Regions from separate parts of the Homo sapiens genome. Here region 2 is linked to region 1. Evidence: chromatin loops called from intact Hi-C (ENCODE). Cell type or tissue: IMR-90. All regions are shown on one strand. Region 1 overlaps NTN4 (netrin 4). Region 2 has its middle 31 kb from the start of USP44.

Region 1 (2,500 bases):
TTATGTACACGGCTGTAGAAGAACTGAAATCTGATTGTGCCTGCAGAATGGAAGGTAGCTTCTTAAGAAATGCTGTTCTTTTGCAGGTCAGCTTATCATAGGTATGTGCACACAAATCTAAATTTTTAGCACAGTTTTTATTTGCAGCAGTGGAATGTGGTCCCTGAACCAGCACCATCAGCCTCATCTGGCAACTCGTGAGAAATACACATTCTCAAACCTTACCCCAGACCTACTGAATCAGAAATTCTAGAGATGAGGCCTAAGAATCTATGTTTAACAACCCCTCCAGGTGTTCTAATGCTTGCTAAAGTTTGAAAACCATTGCTTTACAGACTATGCCAGTTCGTCTGTGGCTAATATTGTTGCTAAAATGAGTAATTAATGAAACCTGATTTTATGGGCTAGAATTGTTTATGGCTGATGATAGCAAATTAGGGAAGTTAATGGAAATGGCACCCTATTTCTTAAACTATCGAAAAGAATAGGAAAAGAGATTCAAACTAGGAGCCTCATTTACCTTAATACATTCCTTTTTTTTTTTTTTTTTTTTTGAAATGGAGTCTTGCTCTGTCACCCAGGCTGGAGTGCAGTGGCGTGATCTTGGCTCACTGCAACCTCCCCCTCCCGGGTTCAAGCAATTCTCATGCCTCAGCCTCCCAAGGAGCTAGGATGACAGGCATGCACCACCATGCCTGGCTAATTTTTGTATTTTTAGTTCAGATGGGGTTTCGCCCTGTAGGCCAGGCTGGTCTCCAACTCCTGACCTCAAGTGATCTGCTTGCCTCGGCCTTCCAAAGTGCTGGGATTACAGGCATGAGCCACCATGCCCGGCCCCCTCCTGTGTCTTTTAAAACAGCATCACCTTCCCCCCATGTTTCCCCTTCTCCCCAGATCCATTCCACTTAGTCTCACCAGTTCAGTTTTCCTTCATCTGTCTATTTTACTGGAAGACAGAACTGTGTGATGATTAAGACCCTGGTATTGGAGCCAAACACAGCTAAATCTGACTTACCACAGCACTTACTAAGTTACTTGGTCTCACTGAGCCTCAGTTCTCTAATAAAATGAGGATAATATCTACCTTTTGTAGTTATGGTAAGGATTTAAAAGTCTGATGCTCTGTGCCCGGGATATGGTAGACACTACTTACATTGCTGTCATGATTCTATTGTATTATCTCAGCTACCTCTACTCTTCTCCTTCATACACTTCTTTGCCAATAATGACAAAAATAAATCACAGCTTATGTGCTGTTTGACATGTTTACAAGGCTGAGGGTTTTGTGGCAAGGAAAACTGTGCTTTGACTCCAGCCTGCTGGAATCCCGGAAATTGTGTGAAGAGATCTTAAGCTTTTTTCTCTTTGCAGCTGTAGAGGACTAATTTAGTTCTCTTTTTCCTAGCAGCTGGTGATTTTACAGCTGTTGGGTGATGAATGGTAATAAGAGGGAATATGGAATGTTTCATTATTTTATTCAATTATCATCCACTGGATAACATGGAGGCCTTAGAATACTGTGAGAAATATTTAAATGCCCTGAGCTGCACTTGTTAAGGCAGATTTTTCTCCTGTAATTTGGAGCTTATTTTAAAAGATGGTCAATATTTTGACTGATGCGTCTAAGTCTGAGGGTAAATGCTGAGATCTGTGGAACCATATAATGGGGTTTGAGGAAAATGTTCCTTAGCTACCTAGCTGTATAAGGCAGGTTTTAGAATCATTCATATAGTCTCATTATGAAAGTGTTTCCCAAGGAATCCGGATACATTCATTCATGTATTTATGTTTTCATATATCATATGTCATGTTTTATAAATTAAGGACAGATTTAAAGCTACAGTTTTCATCTTCTTTTTAAAATTTATTTTAGATTTTATTCATGTTCTATGAATAAGCCAAAAGTATCATTAGAAAGCTCTTCAGGCTGGGTACGGTGGCTTATGCTTGTAATCCCAGCACTTTCGGAGGCCAAGGCAGGCGGATCACCTGAAGTCAGGAGTGATCTGCCCGGCCAACACGGTAAAACCCTGTCTCTACTAAAATACAAAAATTAGCTGGGTGTGGTGGCACGCGCCTATAGTCCCAGATACTCCGGAGATTGGGGCCGAAGAATCGCTTGGACGCAGGAGGCAGAGTTTGCAGTGAGCTGAGATTGCGCCATTGCACTCCAGCCTAGGTAACAAGAGCGAAACTCTTGTCTGGAAAAAAAAAAAAAAAAAAAAAAGAGGAAGAAAGAGAGAGAGAAAAGAAAGCTCTTCAATCTTTAAGATGTTAAGGAAATGAACAGGAGATTTTAAAAACGATAAAGTTATTAAATTTGACTGTAAAATCAGGATTTTAAGGGAGAGAGAGAAAGAAAGGAGAGAAAGAAAGAAAGACAGAGAAAGAAAGAAAGAGAGAAAGGGAGAGAAAAGAAAGCTCTTCAATCTTTAAGGTATTAAGGAAACGAACAGGAGATTTAAAAAACAATAAAGTTATTAAATTAGACTATAAAATC
Region 2 (2,500 bases), 150 kb after region 1:
CTCCAACATGGGCAGCAGGAGCAAAACTCCATCTCAAAAAAAAAAAAAAAAAAAAAAAAACACACACACAAACCTAAAAACTGATTCATAAATGTGACAGAAGTGAGAATGAAATTACTTTGTAATTCTTAATTCCTATGCTTTTCCCCAAGGATGGGTTAACACTGACTGAGCTTTGTAAGAAAGCAATTTCAACCATAATGAATCTCCACAGCATCGGCGGAAAGATATAGTTAACATAATGCTACCAAAAAAATAACTAAAGTAAAAGGACAAATGCAAATCCTTTATGGCTTTCTTCTCCTAAACCAGAAGAAATCCAGTGCAGCTTCAGTTCACTGTGACTCTAATCTCTCTCTCTCTTTTTTTCTTTTTATTTTTCTTTTCTGTTTTTGTTTTTTTGTTTTGAGATGGAGTTTCACTCTTGCTGCCCAGGCTGGAGTGCAGTGGCATGGTTTTGGCTCACCGCAACCTCTGCCTCCTGGGTTCAAGCGATTATCCTGCCTCTGCCTCCTGAGTAGCTGGGATTACAGGGATGTGCCACCATGCCTCGCTAATTTTTTGTGTTTTTAGTAGAGGATGGAGTTTCACCATGTTGACCAGGCTGGTCTCAAAATCCTGATCTCAGGTGATCCACCTGCCTCAGCCTCCCAAAGTGCTGGGATTACAGGCATGAGCCACCACGCCCGGCTCTAGCCTCATTGGATATTGAGTTCCCCTATTTATTTGAGAAAAGCATCCTAATTATTAATCTACAATTGCCTTATACTAAAGGCACAATATCAATCCCACCATAGCAGTGTTCCTAAAAGGTCAGCTCTAGCTAAGGAAGTCTGAGCCCTACAAGAGTTTTCAATGTTTGTCTTTTCCTTAGCAGTCAGACACTGGTTGTTTACATTTTAAATAGTTTTCACTAATTGTTTTTCATATTTTTAATGTAAATGGACACGTTTTGAAAATTAGTGAATACAGAAGGGATGCAGAATTAATAAATGCTTGCCTTTTTTCAGTTAACAGAGCAGAAGAGACCACTGCTGTGCTGAAAAGTATTATCCCAGAGCACCCCCTTATGGTAAAATGCACTAAGGAAGTAAATCCATGGGAAAAAAAAAATCACAAAGTGTTTCGATCTCAGGAGACAGATGCTGCTTTCCTACTCTTAAGAACGTTTCACCTTTTTTTTTTTTTTTAAAGAAACAGGGTCTCACTGTGTCACTCAGGCTGGAGTGCAGTGGTGTGATCATAACTCACTGCAGCCTCGAATTCCTGGACTCAAGGGATCCTCCTGCCTCAGCCTCCTAAGTAGCTGGAACTATAGGTGCATGCTACCGTACCTGGCTAACTTTTCTGGGGGGACGGGGGTAGAGATGGGGTGTTGTTGTCCAGGCTAGTCTTGAACTCCTGGTCTCAAGCAATCCTCCCACTTAGGCCTCCCAAATCACTGAGATTATAGGCATCAGCCACTGTACTTGGGCTGAACCCTATACTCTAGATCCATTCAGTCATGGCAAACCTAAACTAGCATAGTTGTTAAACTCCTGATGAGCTTAATTCCCAGATGGATTTCTTCTACCACCAGCTGGACTTGAAGTATTTTGTAAAGTGTAATTTTTCATTAAGCCATTCATACCCACTTAACTCCTCTTGGATGCCACTTCATAGCCAGCTCATGTTATGAACACTGTATGAACTGTTATTCACTAGTAACAGTAAGCTGTTATTCACTAAACAGGATCACTGATTTCTATTGTTAAGATCATCAGTGGCCATAGCTGTAAACATGGTTCTCTGGAGGATTTTTGCTGCAGCTGGAAAGACAAGAAATGAGATAATAATTCTGACCCAAGCAGGCAAACATCTATAATAATTTAGCACATCAGGAAATTCACACATAGCTTCTTTTTTCCTGTTACATTTTAACACATTGTTTAGACTTTTCAAGTGTTCTGTATGTCTTGAGAATAAATCTCCATGTTCTTGTCTTATTCAAAAAAGGCATCAAATTTAAGCATGCTTGGACAGTAACTAGTATGATAGAACTTGGTTTACTAGCATATTTAAATGCTAATAAAGATAATAATATTAGATATTGAGTTCCCCTATTTCTTTGAGAAAAGCATCCTAATTATTAATCTACAATCGCCTTATAGTGAAGGCACAGTATCAATCCCACCATAGCAGGGTTCCTAAAAGGTCGCCCTAGCTAAGGAAGTCTGAGCCTTACAGAGTTAAATGTGGTCTACATGTTAAATATGGGATCAACACCAGCAGTGGTGACTTGAAAAACTGTCTCACAGGTACAAGACTAAATATCAGGATACAGGGGGCCAGGGGAGGAGGGACTGCTATTAGACAAAAGACGCAAACCAAATATCCAAACCAGGCCAGGCGCAGTGGCTCATGTCTGTAATCCCAGCACTCTGGGAGGCCAAGGTGGGTGCACTCAAGGTCAGGAGTTCGATACCAGCCTGGCCAACGTGGCAAAAACCCCATCTCTACT

The links. Peaks named below come from ENCODE experiments on the same cell type or tissue, not always from the same donor. Only the 100,000 strongest peaks of a DNase experiment are listed, where the experiment ranks them.
Region 2: it touches region 1 in a loop (2.0-fold over the local background); 5 of 110 quality-filtered maps call a loop at or near these places.

The regions. Positions count from the first base shown.
Region 1 is chr12:95,732,124-95,734,623 of GRCh38, reverse strand. All of the region lies in intron 3 of NTN4 (netrin 4), which reads left to right. It overlaps LOC105369919 (a long non-coding RNA gene), which reads left to right. Exons shown (of 3, transcript XR_001749273.2): 1 at 1-2,500. Among named protein-coding and RNA genes, the nearest start is that of NTN4, 57 kb to the left of the region's middle. In IMR-90, no CTCF peak of the experiment used is centred here; DNase peaks (open chromatin) are centred at 993 and 1,293; H3K27ac peaks cover 287 bases.
Region 2 is chr12:95,581,208-95,583,707 of GRCh38, reverse strand. No RefSeq gene overlaps it. Among named protein-coding and RNA genes, the nearest start is that of USP44, 31 kb to the right of the region's middle. In IMR-90, a CTCF peak has its summit at 1,065 (motif pointing left); a DNase peak (open chromatin) is centred at 1,057.